Regions from separate parts of the Homo sapiens genome. Here region 1 is linked to region 2. Evidence: read pairs that join two places in POLR2A ChIA-PET (ENCODE). Cell type or tissue: IMR-90. All regions are shown on one strand. Links, peaks and the distances in the headings refer to the core of each region. The heading gives the core; the rest is flanking DNA. Region 1 has its middle 92 kb from the start of SNORA48B. Region 2 has its middle 15 kb from the start of SNORA48B.

Region 1 (10,438 bases), core at 2,204-10,203, 77 kb after region 2:
ATCGACACAGATGGTTACAGTGGTGCATGGTTATGGTAGTGAGATAAAAGCCAAATTTGCAAATGCAATTTGATAGAGCCCTTGGCGGTCATCGTTTGTCACTGTTAACATTAGCTGTCCTTCCTGGACCACAACTGTCCTTCCTGGACCACCCTGATGGATTGGGTGTCAAAGGTTACTGAACTCACTTTTAGGCATGCAAACTGCAAAATGTGCACACTTAGTATCTGTTCGCTAATCTGAAGGGCTGCAAATCTCCCACTAAGCTGGAAGAATGGGGTGGAGTAAATTCAGTGCAAAGCAGAGACCCTCTTGGTGTGTCCATAGGTTCATGGTTCCTTCTGGGGAAATGCATGGCCTGTTCTTCATGTCTTGCCGTCAGCCATCATCACCAAGAGCTTCTTCAAGCTGAGGTCTGGAAGTGAAATGTGGGGAGCAAACTACATCCTAGCCATGGAGAGAAGGCCTTGAGTTAAGGGAGGCTCAGCAGAAGAATAGCTGTGCTGCTGCTTGAGCCTTGTCTGGCTTCATCCACCTGCATGCTGCTGGCACTGGGGCTGGAGCCTGCAGCCTGTGTACCTGGGGTTTTGGCCTGATCAGGGCTCCATTGCCACCCATATGGACCCTTTGAGTCTCAGCTATGTCCCCCATCTGGCCCTGACCTGGGTGACTCCCCTTGAGACTCTGTATGTTTATGTGTCTGTATGCGTATGTTCTGTATGAACTTGTGTACGCACATGTATTTCTGTGTGTTCATGTTTGTATGTGTAGATGCACAAATGCATGCATTTCTGCATGAGTGTATTATGTATGTGTGTTTGTATATGCACATGTGTTCCCATGTATGAGTGCATGGGTGTACATTCATGCAGGCATATGTATGCACGAGTTTCTGTATGATTTTATGTATGCATGCATTTGTGTGTATATATGTGCATTCATGCAGGTGTATGTATTCATGGGTTTCTGCATAAGTTTATGTGTGCATGTGTTTTTGTGTATAAATGTGCATGCAAGCAGTTGTATGTATGCATGGGTTTCTGCTTGAGTTTATGTACGCACGTGTTTGTGTGTATATATGTGCATGCATACAAATTTAAGTATGCATTAGTTTCTGCATAAGTTTATCTATGCATGTGTTTGTGTGTATATATGTACATGCATGCAGTTGTATGTATGCATGTGTTTAAGTGTAAGCATGTGTTTGTGTCTGCTTGTATATGTACTTGTGTCTGTGTGTGTCCTCCAAAGCAATCCTCTCTTTCCTCTCATCTCCATTTTCTTCTGCATTCTTTCTTGCTCCCTAAGTTGCAATTCCCAACAAGAATGCAGAGATCCAGCTCATTAGAACATCCTTTCTTTATAGAGTAAATCGCGCATCCAAATGGCAGTTATTTTTATGTTGGTAACAGAGAGTTTTGAATGGGTGACATAAGACATAGGAGGTTAATGTTGAAATTAGTCCTGAGTTACAACACACCATCAAACAGGCTTTCAACAGAAAAAAATTTCACCAAGCTAAAATTCTGACCGATAAGTGTGAGATTGCTTAAATAGCGAAAGATCAAGTCCCAAAATGGATTCAACAAACACATCCACATCTGTGTGTCACATGTATCAATGGGACACGACGGATAATGGCAAAGGATTTCTCTTCAGAGCATGAACATTTTATTGAATATTTTCACTGATACCCCAGTGAATGTAGCTCAAAAGCCTATACTGTCTCAAATGCACAGATAAACACATACAGATTCTTGAAGCCTCTGAGAAAGTTCCATGCTTCCAAATTTTACATATGATTAAAGTCCAAGCCAGGAGGTGAATGGATGGTTCTCTCCCCCAGAATAGCATAGCTTTTATTATAAATGCACTCTCTGGCCAGAGATAGGTTTCAGGGTAACACAATTTGGCTCCCTAAGGATTAGAACAGGAAAAATATTGATATGGTTTGGCTGTGTCCCCACCAAAATCTCATCTTGAATTGTAGCTCCCACAGTTTTCACATGTTGTGGGAGGGAGCCAGTGGGAGGTAATTGAATCATGGGAGTGGGTCTTTCTTGTGCTGTTCCCATGATAGTGAATAAGTCTCATGGGATCTGATGGTTTTATAAGGTGGAATTCCCCTGAACAAGCTCTCTCACCTGCCACCATGTAAGATGTGCCTTTGTGTCCTTCACCTTCTGCTGTAATTGTGAGGTCTCCCCAGCCATGTGGAACTGTGAGTCCATTAAGCCTCTTTTTCTTTATAACTTACCCAGTCTTGGGTATGTCTTTATTAGTAGTGTGAGAACAGACTAATACAAATGTCACTGTGACAACTACTGTGCATGAAGCACCTATCTGATTAGGGCAACTGAGGAATGCATGCCTCAGAAGCCCTTGCCACAACCAGGAAATCATCCATAAAAGTATAGCAGAGAAATAAGTCCTTCCCTGGGCCCATAGAAGCAGCCGGTGCAGGTATTAGGCATGAGAACTGCTGACATGCTGCTCGATTTATAATCCTGGAAGATGTCTGTGCTGTGCTCTGGGACTCTGGGCAGACAGCTGTGCCTCAATCCTTCCATGGGCTGACATCAGCGGTCTGGAACCTGCAGGCGAAAGCTGAAAGCTGTGGGGATGAGAAACTGCCCTGTCTGTGGACATTTGGGAGGGTATCTTAGATCCTTTACTGGCTTTATCTGTCACCTTTCCCCCCACCAAAAGCCCTCTGATGGGCTATTTGTAGCATCCCTGCTAATTCTCCATATGTCACCATCTGGAGAAGAGAAAAAAAAAAGCACCTTCTTGAAAAATGTTATCTTTGCAGGCACTTACTTTCTGATTATGACCTCTTGCAGCTACAAAGAGACTCTCATCAGGAGGCCAGATTGACAGACTTTTGTTTGAGAAAAAAAATTGGAAAAGATAATGAAAAAACAGGAAATTTTCTCAAAGTGAGCCTTGGAAAGTTTGGCATTGTTGACGGTTAATGCATTGGGCTATTCTTAGGATATTACCGGTGAAGCCACTTGGATGTGAAGGGCCAGCCAGCAACACCAGTGGAGATGGTCGGCTGGAGAAAGCCACTGACTTCACTTGTGTGCTTTTGCCAAATTGGCTTGTCTCTCGCCCTCCTGGAAAATGCAGTCTTTTTGGCAGGGGCCCACCTTCTGCAGAGGTACAGATGGGGCGAAGGCGCCATTGCACTCAGCTGTCTGGATGGCTGACTGCATCCAGAAAATCCAGAGCGGAGAAAGGCCCAACAAGATCTCGTGTTTTCCACTCTCCATGTATATTAGATGGTCTAGAAAAAGTTTTGGAAATTTATGATAATTTGTTGGCAATGCCACGAAAGACACAGGCAACAAAAGGAAAAAAAAAAAAACAGGTAAACTGGACTGCACCAAAAACAACAACAACAACTTTTGTTCATCAGAAGACACAGGCAAAAGGGTGAAAAAACAAACCACAGAATGAAAAGATATATTTGCCTATCATGTATCTGATAAGGGATATATTTGTTAGAGTTCTCCAGAAAAATAGAAGCAATAGGACAGACAGCTATAGCTATAGCTATAGCTATAGATACAGATGATATTTATTATGGGAATTGGCTCATGTGATTATGGAGGCTAAGTCCCACCCACCATATTCTACAAGTTGAAGACCTAGATAAGGTGATTGATATGGGTTTTCTGTGTCCCCACCCAAATCTCATCTTGAACTGTAGCTGCCATATAATTCCCATGTGTTGTGGGAGGGACCTGGTGGGAGATAATTGAATCATGGGGGCAGTTTCCCCCAGACTGTTCTCGTGGTAGTGAATAAGTTTCATGAGATCTGATGGTTTGGTAAGGGGAACCCCTTTTGCTTGGCTCTCATTCTCGCTTGCCTGCTGCCATGTAAGATGTGCCTTTCGCCTTCTGCCATGATTGTCAGACCTCCCCAGCCACATGGAGCTTTGAGTCCATTAAACCTCTTTTTCTTTCTAAATTTCCCAGTCTCGGGTATGTCTTTATCAGCAGCATGAAAACGGACTAATACACCTGTGGTGTAAGTCAATCGAAATCCTAAGGGCTAAGAACAAGGGGTGCCCTTGGTACAACTCCCAATCCTAAATGGTCCTTACCAAAAGTATTTAGTGAAAGCACAACCCAACCCTACTTCACCCTCAGCAATCACTCAAGGAATAAAATGACAGGCTTTACACGACTTTTCACATCCACATTAGGAAAGAATATTTCTAAATGGTCTCAGCTTCCAATCACACGAACGTTTCATTAAAGAAAGACGCGGGGGCGGGGCCAAGATGGCCGACTAGAAGCTGCCGCGTTCAGAGGCTCCCATTGAGAAAACCATAAAAAGCATACAAATCCTTCACCAACAACCAAGGCATCCAGGTTCCCTCATCAAAATTGACTAGAAGGCCGGGGTGACCCACGAAGAGAAGGAAGAATAGTATGGTGTGGTGGCCCACCTGAGAGTCACACAGGGAAGGGGAACCCCTTCCCCTCAGCCAAGGGAGGTGGTGAGTGAGCCTGCTACCCAGCCCGGGAAACTGTGCTTTCTCCATGGAACTATGCAACCCATGGATCGGAAGATCCCACTCATGATCCCAAAACCCATGCCACCAGGACCTAGTGTCCCAACCCCAGAACACGCAGATTCTTACAGCCTCTCAGCTGGAATCTGCTTAAGCCTAGCGAACTCCTGGGGGGAGAGGCGACCAGCACCAGCTGTGGCTGCCTGCTGTCTAGGCTGCCTGCTGTCTAAGCCCTTTGAGCTCTTTGGCGGAGGGGCAGCAGCCAGCATTGTGACTGCCTAACATGCTAAGCTCCCTGGGCAGGGGAAGGGTGTCATCCATTTCTATAGCTCCAGGCTGTGCTTTCCCCCTGTTGGAGCCAGGGAGGCTGGATGGCTTGGTCCCAATACTTGTCCCCACAGCCCAACACACTGGCTGTGGCAATCTGTGGCCAGAGTGCCTCTTCAGGCCTAACCCTGACCCATCCTTCCTCAATGGTCAGGGCTTTCCTTCAGGATCTCCAATAACTCCATCCAGAGGCTCAGGGACAGAATTTGGATCTCCCTGGGCCTTAGCACCTAGTGGGAGGGGTGGCCACAGTCTATGTGGACCAGCAGACTTAGTCTCTCCTCCTAGTAACTATAAGGAATCCAGAAGCCCAGATGAGTGAATTTCCCCCCAGTGAAGCACACCCCCTCAAGCAAGGGACAAAGTGCTTCGTTCAATGGGGCCTGCTCCCCATGCCACCCAACAGGGTGAGACCCTCCAACAGGGGTTGTCAGACGCCCTATATAGGAGGGATCCTACTGGCATCAGGTTGGTGCCCCTGAAGGACAGAGGTCCCAGAAGAAGGAGCAGGCACCCATCTTTGCTCTTATCCAGCCTCCTTGAGTGACATCTCCAGGCATGTGCGTGAATCAGATGAATAGAGCCTGAAGTGAACCCCCAGCAAACTGCAGCAGCCCTACAGAAGAGGGACCTGACTTTTGAAAGCAAAACAAACAAGCAGAAAGTGACAACAACAGCATCAACAACAACAACAACAAAGCCCCCACAAAAACCCCATCCAAGGGTCAGCGGCCACAAAGATCGAAGCTAGACCAACTCATGAAGATGAGAAAGAATAACAAAAAAAATGCTGAAAACCCAAAAGGCCAGAGTGCCTCTTCTCCTCCAAATGATCACAACACAGAACTGGACGGAGGATCAGATGGATGAATTAACAGCAGTAGGCTTCAGAAGATGGGTAATAAAAAACTACACTGAGCTAAAAGAGCATGTTCTAACCCAATGCAAAGAAGCTAAGAACCTTGAAAAAAGGTTCGATGAATTGCTAACTAGAATAATCAGTTTAGAGAGGAACATAAATGACCTAATGGAGCTGAAGAACACAGCACAAGAACTTCATGAAGCATACACAAGTATCAACAGCTGAATCAACTAAGCAGAAGAAAGGATATCAGAGTTGGAAGACCACCTTACTGAAATAAGACATGCAGACAAGAATAGAGAAAAGAGAATGAAAAGGAATGAACAAAGCCTCCAAGAAATATGGGACTTCATAAAAAGACCAAACCTATGATTGATTGGAGTACCAGAAGGAGATGGGAGAATGGAAACAAGCTGGAAAACACACTTCAGGATATTATCCAGGAGAACTTCCTCAACCTAGAAAGACAGGCCAACTTGCAAATTCAGGAAATACAGAGAACATCATTAAGATACTCCAGGAGAAGATCAACCCCAAGACACATAATCATCAGATTCCCCAAGGTTGAAATGAAGAAAAAATGTTAAGGGCAGCCAGAGAGAAAGGTCAGGTCACCTACAAAGGGAATCCCATCAGACTAACAGTGGACTTCTCAGCAGGAACTCTACAAGCCGGAAGAGATTGGGGACCAATATTCAACAATCTTTTCTTTTTTTTTTTTTTTTTTTTTTTGAGACGGAGTCTCACTCTATCGCCCAGGCTGGAGTGCAGTGGCGTGATCTCGGCTCACTCCAAGCTCCGCCTCCCGGGTTCATGCCATTCTCCTGCCTCAGCCTCCCGAGTAGCTGGGACTACAGGCGCCTGCCACCACACCCGGCTAAGTTTTTGTGTTTTTAGTAGAGACGGGGTTTCACTGTGTTAGCCCGGATGGTCTCGATCTCCTGACCTCGTGATCCGCCCCCCTCGGCCTCCCAAAGTGCTGGGATTACAAGCGTGAGCCACTGAGCCCAGCCTCAACATTCTTAAAGAAAAGGATTTTCAACCCAGAATTTCATATCCAGCCAAACTAAGCTTCACAAGGGAAGGAGAAATAAAATCTTTTCCAGACAAGCAAATGCTGAGGGATTTCGTTACTACCAGGCCTGCCCTGCAAGAGCTCCTGAAAGAAGCACTAAGTATGGAAGGGAAAAATAGGTACCAGTCACTGCAAAAACCCACCAAAATATAAAGACCAATGACACTATGAAGAAACTGCATCAACGAGCGTGCATCGAGTAGAATGTCCTCCAGGTTCATCTATGTTGCGGCAAACGACAGAATCTCCTTTTTCCCGTCTTTGTTTATTAACACATTTCCTGTTTAGAAAAAAAATGCATCTCACTGCCTGGGCAGTATTCTCAGGACAAAGGAGAAATGCTTTAAAGCTGAATAATATTCCATCGTGTGCATAGAGCACACTTTCTTCATTCATCTATCCATGGACACTTTGCTTGTTTCCATAGCTTGGCTATTGTGAAGCCCCCAGCATTTCTGCTCCATTGGGTCTGGAGCGGAGTCTGGGGATCTTTGTTGCTAGGATGGGCATAGGTGATGCTGAGGCTGTTGTTGCAGAGGCCACAGTTGCAGATCCACTGGTTTGGATGCCGCCCTCTCTGCTGAGCAGGTGCAGTGAGAATCCATGCTCGTTTTGATTGCTGGTAAAATGAGTGGGTTGAGTCATGAAAACAACAAACCAGCCAAACTCCTCTGCCTCCTTAAACCCTTCTAGGAAGTCCTGAGTTATGGAATTTGGACCATGCCTTGCAGACCCGTGCGTCCTCCTGGAGTGCTGGGCTCACATGCAGGTACCTGCCTGAGACAGATGCATCCAGGCACAGAGCATCACTAAGAAAATCCCTCGTGGGCAAGGCAGCGTTTGTCTAGCTGGACTGCATGTCCCAGCAACTCAAGCATTAGAGGTTAAGAACCGCCTTGCGTGTGGTTCCTCCTCTCATCTCCTGGGGCTCACTCGTCAGCAGGTAACGCTGATCTGCAAGCATCCGCCTCCTCTTGTGTTTCTTCTTATGGGTTCCAGGGGTGAGCAGGGCAAGTGCACATGGAATCCAGCCACAAGCTTCATCACAGTAGCCCAGGGTAGAGTGAAAGCCCAGCCACTGATGCATGCACATGCACACACACAGACACACACTCCAACATGCCCAGGCACACACACAGGTATCTATACACACAGACAGACGTGCACAGACTTACATATACACACACACGCACAGAGACACACTCCAACATGCCCAGGCACACACACACACAGACAGACGTGAACGGACTTACTTATACAGACACACATATGCAAACACACACACACAGACACACTCAGACATGCCCAGGCACACACACAGGTATCTATATGCACACAGACAGATGTGCACACACCTCCATATACAGATAACACCAACAAACACACACACAGATGTGCACACACCTCCATATACAGATACACCAACAAACACACACACACACACACTCCAACATGCCCAGGCACACACACAGGTATCTATACACACACAGACAGATGTGCCCGGACTTACGTATACAGACCCACATATACAAACACACACACACACACAGAGACACACTCAGACATGCTGAGGCACACACACAGGTATCTATACACACACAGACGTGCACAGACTTACGTATACAGACACACATACATACACACACACACAGAGGCACACACACACAAAGACACTCAGACATGCCCGGGCACACAGGTATCTATACACAGACAGTATGCACAGACTTACATATACAGACACACATACACACACACACACACACAGGCAAACAGACACTCTCAGACATGCTTGGGCACATACACAGGTATCTATAAACACACAGAAACACACATACTTACATATACAGACACACATATACAGACAAACACATGCACACAGAGACACACAGGCAGACAAACACACAGACACTCAAACACACTTGGGTACACACACGGACATCTTCATACACACACAGACACACAGAGACATATATACACACATGCATATATACACAAACACATATGCAAAACCACAGACATACATAGAACACATATGCACATACTCATCCACACATACAGGCATACACACAGAGACACACATAAAACACACAGTACACTAGCACAATGCGTACTTACCCACAGACACACATGAATACATACAGAAACAAACATACACACATACATACATGTGCACACATAAATACACAGGACACAGACACACATACACAGAGAGACACACGAGACACAGACACTCTCAGACGCACTTGGGCACACATACAGGCATCTATATAGGCACAGACACACAGAGACATGTATATATATATATATACACACATACCTGTATCACAGACACATATGCACAGACACACAGAGAACATATATGCACATACTCATACACACATAGATGTGTATACACAGAGACATATGTAAAACACACAGCACACCTATTACAGTGCACACCCATACACAGACACACATGAATACATACAAGAATACACACACACATGTGCATGCATGCAGACACACACATACACAAGACGCACACATACATGCTCACAGAGACATACAGGGGCATATACACAGACATACAGAACACATCTATACACACATACACACATGCATACACACACCAAACCACACAGATACACACAGAACAGACACCGAGGCACACAGACACCCACACCCAGCCACTCACCATCTTTGCTAAGGGGAACAGTACTTTCAGAGTCTTCAGGCCTACTTACAGCCGCATCCCTCCTTACATGAACTGGATCCCACATGCCGCCGATACACCCAGCCCTGTGACCATCAGAGGCCCTGTCTCCCCTTTCTTGAGGGAGCCACCCCCTACCTGGCTCTCAAACTCATTCTCTACCTGGAAAACATAAAGCTCTTCTATGACCGTCCACACCATCGTCCAGCAAGCCTACTGGACACACAACCGCACTTTAGCGTCCAGCTCCTTCCGGAACCTCCCTAAAGGAATCTAAACAAGGACCACTCCAAGCCGCAGCGTGGAAAGCGGCCGTGATGCTACCACGCGCCACCGTGGTCCGTCTCCCATGTGGCGTCCACAGTCCGTTGAGACTCCGGCAGGAAGCCTCGTCCCTGGCAGTAGACAGAGCCTTTTCCCCAAGCTTTCCTGGCTGCGGACATCCCACTGCTTGGTGTCCACCGCCCTCTGCTTGGGAGGGAGATGAGAGCCCGGCCAGCGAGCTACCGCACATGGCTCCTGGGTCCCGCACGCTGGCCGGGAAAGGAAGCACCTTAATTAAACACACTCTGCGCTCATCTGAAATCAGCTTCACACATTCACAGGGAGAGGTCTTCATGAAGAAGAAATCGTGTGCCTGTAGAAGAGCAGCCACCGCCACAACAGCGTATTCAAGTATTTCCTTTTCCGAAAACAAAAAATAGTTATTTGCATGGAAGGAGAAGAGAGATCTCGGGTTTGGAGACCAAGGTCTGAGCAGAAGTGGATTTAGGATGAGGAGGAGCTCTGGAGAGAAGAGAATTTCAGAGCTCAACTGGGGCCTGTGTATTTTGTGTAGGCCACTGCATCAAATCTTCTAGGAGTACGGACAGATCTGTGCTGTCTAGAGATTGGATGGATTTTTATCAATTATGCAGAGCTGGGAACAGGATACACCTCATCCCTGTTTCTGGG
Region 2 (12,135 bases), core at 2,417-10,416:
AGAACTGTGAGAGAATAAATTTCTTTGCTTCATAAGTTAACCAGTCTGTGGTAATTTGTGATGCAGCATAAAATTGACTAAGATGAGGTGAGGGGCTAAGAAATATGAGTTTGAGTTAAATAGAGGCATCCAAGTAAACAAATTCAGTAGATCAATGACAATTTGAGTCTCACCAGGGAAAGGCTAAAGACCCGGGGAGCCATGTGTGTATGGGAGATATTTAATGGAGCAGAAGTAGATGAGGTCTCAGAGAAAAAGAAAGGGACCAAGTGTAAACTCTTACAAATATGGGTATGTGGAGGAGAGAAAACAATAAAATATAATGATAGATATGGGAAGTATGAGCGCTACCAGGAAGAGGAAAGGAGGACACTGTGGAAACCAGGGGAGGTTTCAGAATAAATTTCAGAAGAGAGAGACAAGGCAGAAGCCCAAAGAAGATAAACTCTTGAGAATGAGTTCCTGGGTTGGAAATGAGATCTCAACCATGTTTCCAAGGGCAGCATCACAGAGTAATGAAGACGGCGGGAGCCATAACCCATGGGAGAAAATGAGCGTAGACTATGGGTGAAGATATTTGGTAGTGACGGGAAGAAGAGAGAGTAGACGATAGCTTTTGGGAAAGAGCAAGTTAAGAGAAAACTTCTTAGTGAAGGCAGGAAAGTTTGAGAACATCTTCCATGTGTTTTTTTTTCCTTCTAAAAATGTCTAGCACCATCTGGCATCTTTGATTCATGTAAAGTTGTTGAAAGAAAAGGAGAAGAGAGAGTGAGCAGGAGGAGGAGAACATGAGTGTTAGCCTAGTCAGGTGGTGTCTGTGGTCAAGACATGACCAACGAAGAGGCCAACAGGGAGATTAGAATGGGTGAGCGGAGCAGGGTTTTGGGAGGGAGGAATGAACCCAACACCCTGGAGATAACGATTCCCCTGAGGATATGAAAATAGCCTTGTATCTAAGATGAATGTGGCTTGCCATGGGTGATGCTACACATTCCATCACAATAACACCATACATATAAGCTGTCTCAGTTCTTATTAGTTATTGCCTCATGTCCCCTGACATAATGAAAAGAGATTCTTATTAATGGTCTTTTATTCTCTTCTCTCTGTTCCCCTTGATGTAAATTATGGTTCTGAGTAAACTGTAAGGCTCTCTCTCTCTCTCTCTTTTTTTTTTGTCTAACTGCACTGAACTCCCAAATCCCATCATTCCACAGGAATCGGATTGATGTCATCTAAACCTCAGCATATGTTTTTTGTTAATGATGGAAAGTTTCTCTCACCATCACCAAGGGAGTTTGCTGAGACCTAAGGGTGTAAGCTAAACTCTCTTTATCATTTAAAAAACAAAACAAAACAGAATTACCAATGTCATTGGGGGAAACTATCTGGAAATATGAAAAATATAGAAAACATTAATACAAAGGGAATTCATACAGTCTATCTCAAATGCCCCCACGCTATGATATAATTTATTTTTATCAAGCTATGAAAAGAATCATATGATGTTTAATGGCAGCACCTTGATTGCATACGGATATGCTGAACATGTGTCAATTATTTTTTTTAGATGCTAAATTGACAGAATTTGAAAGCTCCAGATGTGAAAAGTTAAAGAAAAAAGTTGATCCCCTTGAGTTTTGTTGGAATTCTCTCGTGTTTATTCATGTTTCTTACATTAGTAAGAGTACTTATTTGCTCGTTTGGGAGAAGCTAGTTATGTCAAGGGTTTCTTGTTACCGATGTTTAAATAGCTGTAAAACATTCTTTCTCTACTTGGAGAGCTGAGATTTGCTTTTTTTTCCCCTTATACATTAGTACTTTGGAACCACTTGAATATGAGCTTGTTCAGGAGTCTTTTGCCTCTTGAGTGGGGTCTACTTCAAGCTGGTATGGCTGTCCTCCTGCAAAAGACTCCAAAGGCTCCTCAAGCACAGCCCATGGGTCAGGACCTGGGCTGGCAAGAAAGCCAACAATTCACATGCAGTAAAGGCTCATTCTGTCTTCCAGGAGGGGGAAGAACAGAACAAACATGGAAGAGAGGATAATTGACGAGAATTTGGCTACAGTAAAAGATAATTTAATTTTCTCTTGGTCAGGCAGCATGGGTGGAGGAGATGCTGGTGGGGTGGGGGTTGGCCCCATTCGGTCCTTCTGACCTCCCAAGGACCTGGCTGAGATATTTGTAAGCTCTAAGGGGAAGATTCCCAAGATCTCTTTCAGTTTTAACACCACTTCTTTATTTTCCAGCAGAGAAACAGCATTACACTGCTGACCACAATGTAACCACACTCCCAGTCTTTCCCAGGGATACTTGGGACAGACATCAATTTAAAAATTCATCGTTCCTGGCAACAAGAGACACCAGGGATTACTAGAGCAGGGAGGGAGGGATAGCAGCAAGGGTTGAAAAAGTACTTAGTGGGTGCTAATGCTCACTACGTGGGTGACAGCATCAGTTATACCCCAGACCTCAGCATCACTCAATGTACCCAGGAAAAAAACCTGCACAAATATCCCCTGAATCTGAAATAAAAGTTGAAATTGTTTTTGAAAAATGCATCCTTCCAAAATGGCGACATCCCATTCCCAGCCATAGTCTGAATAATGTTCCCCAAACAGATCAGCTGTTCCTCTCTACACCCTGTGAATGGAACCTTATTTGGAAAAAAGAATTTTTGCAGATGTGTGTAAGGTACAAATCTTGAGATGGGCAGATAATCCTGCCTGTAGGGGGAAACAACTAGATGATTAATAAATGAGTTGTGGCTTTGTGCACTGAATCTAGAGATCTGACACATTTGCAAAATTATTTTTGGGGGACTGACCTCACTCATCTGGGCCGGCCTTGGCAGAGGCTGTGGGGGAGATGCTGGTTCCACTCAACTAGATATGCCAGATGGAAAAAAAGTAAAAGTACTTTCAACAAACCGAGCAGTGGTGACTCCTAAATTGCCAGACATGGATCCTAATGTGAAGAAGACACAAGGAGACCTGACACACCCACAGAGGAGAAGATGGTGCGAGATGGAGCACAGAGAGAATTCAGAGAGGCTGGCCTTGAGGATCGGAGTGATGACGATGGAGCCGCCAGAAGCTGGAGGAGGTAAGGAAGGATCCTCCCCACAGGCTTTCCAAGGGAGCACAACCATGGAGATAACCTTGACTTCAGCTTGGTAGTATTGATTCAGGACTTCCAACTTCCAGAACCGTGAGAGTATGTACTAGGTTGGTGCGAAAGTAATGGCAGGTTCAATATGTGTGTTGTTGGAAGCCCCTACATTGGTGGCAATTTGTTACCGCAGCCCTAAGGAATAAATGCATTCCCCTAACAAATGAGTGTCAAAGGAAAGGATATTAGAAAAAACCAGGTCTGGGAGTGGTGGCTCATGCCTGTAAACCCAGCACTTTGGGAAGCCAAGGCAGGAGGATAGCTTGAGCCCAGGAGTTTGAGACCAGCCTAGGCAACATAGTAAGACCCCGTCTCTACAAAAATTTAAAAAATAAAATAGCCGGGTGTGCTGCTGCACACCTGCAGTTCCATCTACTCGGGAGGCTGAGGTGGGAGGATCACTTGAGTCCACGAGGTCGAGGCTACAATGAGCTGGGATTATATCACTGCATTCTAGCCTGGACAACAGAGCGAGACTCTGTCTCAAAAACAAAAAACCAAAACCCAGATGTTCCACTATATTCAAGATACTCAGTATCCTGAATACTCATCCCTCATCCTTTTTCTGTTTGTGGAATTGGGCAAGAGCTTTCTTTGTCAGAGCTCACCCTTGCTTGTAAATGCATTTACTCAAGTGAAAAGCAGAGAATGGTGGCCGGGTGTGGTGACTCATGCCTGTAATCACAGCATTTTGGGAGGCCGATGCATGTAGATTGCTTGAGCTTAGGGGTTCGAGATCAGCCTGGGCAACGTAACAAAACCCTGTCTCTACAAAAAATGCAAATCAATTAGCCAGGCATATGATGGTTTGCGCCTGTAGTCTCAGCTGGTCCGGAGGCTGAGGCGGGAGGATGGCTTGACCCTAGGAGGTCAAAGCTGCAGTGAGCTGAGATCGTGCCACTGCACTCCTGAGCGACAGAGTAACACTCTCTCTCTCTCTCTCTCTCACACACACACACACACACAGCAGAGAATGAAGACCTGCAGCAGAAGTTGGAGTGCAATCCTCTTCTAACTCACGCTGAGGGTGGAGTGATACAATTACCGAACACCCGCCCCCCTGTCTGATTCCTGAATCATTATCTCCCAGGCAAGCCCTGTCCTTCCAGAACCCCGCCTTTGCCAGGGCTGTGCCTCAGAACGGGAAGGCTCTGACCAATGACAGAGTGAAGTGAGTCACCAGCGGACACTGGAAACAAATGCTCATTCTTTATGTCTGGGTCACCGCTTCTCGGTTTGTTGAAAGTACTTTTATTTTTTTCCATGTGGCATATCTATGTGAGCAGAACCAGCATCTAACCACAGCCTCTGCCAAGGCCGGCACAGATGAGTGAGGTCAGCTTCAAAAATAATTTTCCAAAAGTGTCGGATCTCCAGATTCAGCGCACAAAGCTAAAACTCATTGATTTATAACATAGTTGTTTCCCCCATAAGCAAACAAAGAGAACAAAATCATTAGTTCGAGGCAAATGAGAGCCCCAAAGAGTGCCTATTTCCAGGGAACGCAGTGGAGAAGTTTCCTCTCTCACAGAGGCTGGGGGTTTCTCTCAACTGCATCATTACTCTCGAGAAATTATTTGGAATTGGAGGGTTGTGAGTTCTTTTTAACTCAGGATTCTGGTGAATTGAGAATTTTAAAAGGATTAGGTTATTTAGAATTTGGCTTATGACACTTAAATACACAAAGTACAATTGTAATTCAGTACAAATTGCTAACATCTAACTATTCCTCTACACGCAAACCTCAACTGTGTGGATGTAAGTATGAATTCATATCATATGTAATAGCTATTAGATTTATTAGTTTAGCTATCATTGTCTATCTCGTATCTATCTCTATCTCTTCCATTTTTATCCATCTATCTACTCATCCATCTATCAAGCTTTCTATGTAACTACTTCCCTACCTATTCAACTCTCATGTCTCTCTGTATCCATCTATGTATCTATTTATTATCTATCCATTTATCTCATCTTATCCATTTATCTGTTATCTTATGTGTCTATCATCTGTCTCATCTATCATCTCTCTATTCATCTACATCCATCTATCATCTATCATCATCTATGTCTTCTACCTTTATCAATCCATCGCTTATCTATCTACTCATCCATCATCTACCTACTTTCCTACCTATCAAAATCTCATCTCTATCATCTACCTACCTATCCATCTATTATCTATCTATCTATCGGCTATCAATTATCTATCTAATCTATCTATCCATCATCTATCTCTCTATCTATTCATTCATCCATTGAGCATATTAGCTAAGAAAGTTCAAATATTCTGCTCTTATCATTTTTCATATGAAAACCACATGAGAGTTTCTTCAGGAAGAAGCTATAGCTATAAGAGATGGAGCAGAGACATAGCATCTTCTGTTTCTTTCATTACAGATGTGCTATTTCCAAATCATGGTTACATTATACCCAGCTCGAGTCACTATTGCACATATTTACTTTTATATTTAATTGTGTTCAAATTTGTTATTGTTCTATACACTATCTCACAGTAACTCAGAATGATCATTATAGGTGTCCATTGCATTGGATACTTAATTCTACTCAACCTTATAATGGTTGTGTAGAATGCCTGCAACACACCTTTTAAGCAGATTCTTGGGATTTGTTTAATTGTTCTTTCAGATGAAGGACAGAAGACAAATTTCACCTGCATGAGCTTCCCAATCACAGGAATTTTGAGTGAGTGGGAATTTACAGTAGAGTCACCTTCTTGTTAAACCCATTGCAATGAGTCTTTTCATACTTGCCTCTGTGAGATTCACCAGTTTTTTGTCATGGCTAAATTTGGCTCTTTATTGAGCTGGTGATGTGGTCATCCAATACGATCTGACACGTACTAAACTGTTCCGGCTCCTTTTAGGAGTTGAGGCCGAAATTAATTGATGTCACCATGGGAAATAGCCCAGGGGTCAGAATCCCTGTTTCCACAGCAGGTAAGAGAGAGGAGGTGAATAATTCTGTACCTTCTCCAACACTCAGAGTATTACAACAACAAACACACCCCAAGAGTATATTAATGTATAGTAGACTCTTGAACAATGTGGGAGTTAGGGGTTCCAACCCACCATGCAGTCAAAAATCCACCTGTAGGCTGAGCATGGTGGCTCACGCCTGTAATCCCAGCACTTTGGGAGGCTGAGGTGGGTGGATCACCTGAGGTCAGAAGTTCAAGACCAGCCTGGCCAACATAGTGAAACCCTGTCTCTACTAAAAATACAAAAATTAGCCAAGCGTGGTGGCGTGTGCCTGTAATCCCAGCTACTCGGGAGGCTGAGGCAGAAGAATCACTTGGACCCGGGAGGCGGAGTTTGCAGTGAGCAGAGATCGAGTCACTGCACTCCAGCCTGGGCAACAAGAGTGAAACTCCGTCTCCAAAAAAAAAAAAAAAAAAAAAAATCCACTTGTAACTTTTGACTCTCCCAAAACATAACTAATAAGAACCTACTTTTGAGTGGAAGCCTTCCTGATAACATAAACAGTCGATTAGCACATATTTTATATGTCATGCATATTAAATACTGTATTCTTACAATAAAGCAAGCTAAAGAAAATAAAATGTCATTAAGAAAACAATAAGGAACAGAAAATACATTTACTATTCATTGAGTGGAAGTGGAGCATCATAAAAATGTGCATCCTCATTGTCTTCACGTTGAGGAGGTTGAGGAGGAAGAGAATGGTTGGTATTGCTGACTCGCTGGTGCCAGAGGTGGAAGAGGATCCAATCCCCTTCTAAGTGGACCACATAGTTCAAACCCGTGTTGTTCAAAGGTCAACCGTACTATAATTAAGTGATGAATCAATGGACAGTGTTTCCTACAATGAAGCCATTGTCCTAACAGTGGCTTCTGATAAAATTTTGAGAATACATATAATTATTTTTAGCAGATGGTCACCAAGATGAAATGAGTGTACGCACAGGAAATCCATACAGTGGTTCTGGCTATTTTAAGTTATCTTTTGCATAAAATGGATCCTCATTCTTCACAAAGAGACTGCATTGCTCAATCCATGTTCTTTGTGATAGAAATATTTCTGTGGTTGGGACCAGTGACTTCTATGTTTTCCTTGGACACACTTCCTATAATAAAATTATCTAACTATATTGCCCAAGGGAGCAGAAGATTGGAGATTTGATGTGTGTGTGTGTATGTGTGTGTGTGTGCGCGTGTGTGTGTATAGGAGATGGAAATACAAAGATAGACGTAGAGAACAGAGACAGAAAAAAATAGATAGATGATACATACATAATAGAAAGAAAGAAGATAGAGAGATAATAGGTGATAGGTAGACAAATAGATAGATGATACATGATAGAAAGATAGATAAAAACATGATAGATGATAGATGATGGATAGAAACACAGATAGATAGATAGAAATACAGATATAGATAGATAGAAATACAGATAGATAGATATAGCTAGAAATACAGAGATAGATATAGATAGAAATACAGATTAGGTAGATAGATGATAGATAGATAGATAGATAGATAGATAGATAGATAGATAGATAGATGATAGATAGATAGGAGTGTAGAGGACTTTCATTTTTAAGAAACATATTAGCTGCACTGAGGGAAGCCCAGCAGCCATTCTGCCATGAACCTTCCTTTGCAGGGTTGTAACCACGCTCTTCTCATCCTCGATCATTAGGGTTGATGCACATGCCCTTAAACAACCGCAGAAAAATGCAGGTTGTCCATGCTTCTGCCAGACGATATGATCCTAAAATGCAATTACTTGAGAGACACGCTATTGGAGGAGCATGTTTTGAAGGACTCATGGTCCTGGATAGCATAGATTTTATTTACAGTAAAGTAAAATCTGGACCATCCAAAAGCTGAGTTCTTAGACCACTTCTGCTGTAGTTCTCCACAGAATTGCTACTGCTGAGCAGTACTTTCTTATTGTGCACTGAGCTCTAAAATGAGAATATTTGTAACAGATTGCACTTTTAAGTTGTGATCCTGTCTTTTCTGTGGGGGTACTGTTGAAGACGCTTTTGGTATGAATGACTCAGATATGACTGGAAAAGCTTTGCTTAATTTCTTACCAAAGAATTGTATTAATCATAACACAGAAGATGTCTCATTTTTTCCTTTGGATTCCAGGAAGCTCATCGCTATGTGATTTGTGATTATTACTAATTTTATTTTTTAATTTTAATTAATTAATTATTTATTTTTTTGAGATGGAGTCTTCCCTTGTCGCCCAGGCTGGAGTGCGGTGGCACGATCTTGGCTCACTGCAACCTCTGCCTCCCGGGTTCAAGCGATTCGCCTGCCTCAGCCTCCCAAGTAGCTGGGATTACAGGCACCCACCACCATGCCCAGCTATTATTTCATAGCACTTTCTAAGTTCATCCCCAGTATCTTATTTTATGTGAGTTTTTGGATGATGTGTGACTCCGAGGACAGGGATCATGTCCTCTTGGTGCTATTGCTGCTTCAAATATAAGCACAATAGATCTTGGTTAAATATTAATAGGAAAATGCATTCTGTCTTTCCACCTGTGCCCAATAAGATAGGTCAATTCCATCCGGAGCTTAATAACAACAGCCTTTTGACATCACATCCGATAACAATTTTGATTTTGTGTTTTGAAGTCATCATTATTGATAAAAATTTCATTATTTATTATATTGTGTATTATATACAATTATTTGTATATGTACGTTATATATAATAAATTGCTGTTGAAATTTAATGTTATCTATAAATAATATGTAATATTTTAAATGTATAAAGAGTAATATATAATATAAATACTATAAAATAGTATAAATAATAATAAAATAAATAATATAATCATAAAATGATATAAAATGTTATATATGATATAAGATATATTTATAAAATATAACTATATATTATATATAATTTACATCATTTTATATAATATATAACTATATTATCTATTACATAATTTATAATACTATACCTTATGTAATATATGACACCTAACACTATATAATATATGACATATCATATATTATATAATGTATATGATATATATTACATATAACATAATTATAATATAATATACTACATAGTATATAATATAAATTGCATAGTATATAATGTATATAACATACATAGACATAACACCATATGTTATATGATATATAACACCTTATACTGTATAATATATGACATATACATTATATTATGTATATGATATATATTACGTATAACATATTTAATTATAATATATATTACATGGTATATAATATATTACATAGAATATAATATATATTACATAGTATATTACATATAATATACATAGACATACAATGGTATGTTATGTATCATATAGTTATATAGTACATATTAGGTTGGTGCAAAAGTAATTGGGGTTTCTGCCATTAAGAGTAATGGCAATTTAATATATAATATGAAATAAACAATATGCAATTTGTGTTTTATTATAATAATATCATATTTGAAATACTATATATTACATATAGTATTTAAGTATTATATATTATAATAATATTTAAGATATTACATTATTATAATATATATTATATATAACACACCTATTATACATAATATATAATTTATACCTCCAGATCCAAAGTATATTCAATTTGACTAACACTTACAAGGCATCTTCAGCATTCAAGGTATTCTGAGGCCATTTCCTGCCATTTTGATTGGGTGAATTTTTGGCGCTCATTTGTTGATTCCCAGTGGTGTCCCTGCTTCTAATCTTTTCCTGTCTAGAGGACCCCAAACCACAGGCCAACTTCTGTCTGAGCAGCTCATCTCTACTCACGCCTCTCTCATGCTCAAAATCCTTCAAATCCTTCCAGCTATCCCAGGAAAAGGGAAAGCCAGACTCCTTTGCCTCATTCTCAGTGCATCCCCTCATCGGCCATTTGCTCGTATTTCAGCCTTCTTTGCAGTATAACATACCAGGAGAGTTAAGTTTGGGGCTGGAAGAAAACCCTTCATGTCCTGGCATCCTTTGCCCAGAATTCCATCCGCCCAGGGTGCTTCTGAGCAAAGCAATGCTTATGACCCCAGAGAAGCCCTTCCTTCCCATGGACGCTCCCACCCTTTGGAGCTCATGGTGAGCTTAGGACCAAATGCTTTGCAGAAGAGTGAAGCATGAAATACGTCAAAAAACCCCCGTGAAATTGGATGGTGTGCAAACTAAACATCAGGCGCCCCACAAACCCTAGCCAAAATCGAGCTTGACTTCTTGCACAGGGAGTTACGGGTTTAAGGACCATACCAGATACTTGAAGAAACTGAGAATTTTTTGAGAAACTTGCTTGCATTTACCTTTTTTCTATTATTGATACATACTATTTTACATATCTATGGGGAACATGTGACAGTTTGTTGCTTGCATAGAATGTGTAGTGATCAGGCCACATTATTTGGAATATCTGTCACCTTGAGAATTAATCATTTCCATGTGTTGGGAACATTTCAAGTCTTCTCTTCTAGCTATTTTAAAATACACAATACATTATTGCTAACTATAGGCACCTTACCCTGCTATCAAATATTAGAACTATGTCTTTTATGCAACTGTATAAAATTAGGGTTTGATGACCATCTATGATATATGCCAGCAACAGAATATCAGGCTGATGCTTTTACATCTCTGCCCTACAGGGTCTTTTGATGTACATTGGGAACAATAATCTTTATATTACAGAGATTTGGGGAGACAGATTAGAAATGATATATGTTAAAACAGGGGTCCCCACGTGGCCCGTTAGGAACTGGGCCGCACAGCAGGAGGTGAGTAGCAGGTGGGCGAGCAAAGCTTCATCTGTATTGACAGCTGCTCCCCATCACTCACTTTACCTCCTGAGCTCCACCTCCTGGCAGATCAGCGGTGGTATTAGATCCTCATAGGAGCGTGAACCCTTTTGTGAACTGCACATGCGCGGGATCTAGGTTGGCGCTCCTTATGAGAGTGGAATGCCTGATGATCTGTCGCTGTCTCCCATCCCCCACTAGATGGGATTGTCTAGTTGCAGGAAAACAAGCTCAGGGCTCCCACTGATTCCACATGATGGTGAGTTGTAAAATTATTTCATTGTATCTTACAATGTAATAATAATAGAAATACAGTGCACAATAAATGCAATGTGCTTGAATCATCCTGAAACCATCCTGCTCCCAACCCCAGCCATGGAAAAGTTGTCTTCCACGAAACCTGTCCCTGGTGCCAAAAAGGTTGGGGACTGCTGCGTTTGAACACTGTTTGCTTTGCTCAGCAAACTATCATGGAGTTTTCTGTGATATTAACGTGACCATGGAGAAAGCTCTCAATAAATGCACCAATTATGTTTTTGATGAAAATGAACATATTTTTCTTGGGTTTCCTAGAAGCACCATTCTAACTCTGGAATGACACTCTCATAATACCAAGAAGAAAGACAAGCCAAAGATTGCATACTGAAATTATTTTAACAGCTTAAGTTTCTCTTATACGGGCCACTCTTTTGCAAACACCCATTAGAAGAGAAAACAAACAGCACATTTGAGGCCTCATTCTTGTCATCCTCCTCTTCAATTTCCTTTATCCTCCTAATTCACAAATGTAGCCACTTGGATGTGGCAGCTTCCTATTGCAATTTCCTTTTTTTTTTTTTTTTGAGACAGATTCTCGTTCTGTCACCCAGGCTGGAGTGTAGTGGCACGACCTTGGCTCACTGCAACTTCTGCCTCATGGGTTCAAGTGATTCTCATGCCTCAGCCTCCCGAGTTGCTGGGATTACAGGCGCGTATGACTACACCTGGACATTTGTTGTATTTTTAGTAGAGACGGGGTTTCGCCATGTTGGCCAGGCTGGTCTTGAACCCCTGACCTCCAGTGATCCACCTGCCTCAGCTTCCCAAAGTGCTGGGATTACAGCCGTGAGCCACTGTGCCCAGCCACAATTTCTTGGATTACAGTTGGAGGTTC

Evidence for each region. Peaks named below come from ENCODE experiments on the same cell type or tissue, not always from the same donor. Only the 100,000 strongest peaks of a DNase experiment are listed, where the experiment ranks them.
Region 1: POLR2A ChIA-PET joins it to region 2 with 17 read pairs; 2 of 35 experiments call an interaction of 5 or more read pairs at or near these places.

Annotation. Positions count from the first base shown.
Region 1 is chrX:3,435,516-3,445,953 of GRCh38, reverse strand. No RefSeq gene overlaps it. Among named protein-coding and RNA genes, the nearest start is that of SNORA48B, 92 kb to the left of the region's middle. In IMR-90, for the core only: no CTCF peak of the experiment used is centred there; no DNase peak of the experiment used is centred there.
Region 2 is chrX:3,511,288-3,523,422 of GRCh38, reverse strand. No RefSeq gene overlaps it. Among named protein-coding and RNA genes, the nearest start is that of SNORA48B, 15 kb to the left of the region's middle. In IMR-90, for the core only: no CTCF peak of the experiment used is centred there; DNase peaks (open chromatin) are centred at 3,832, 4,342 and 7,242; H3K27ac peaks cover 2,720 bases.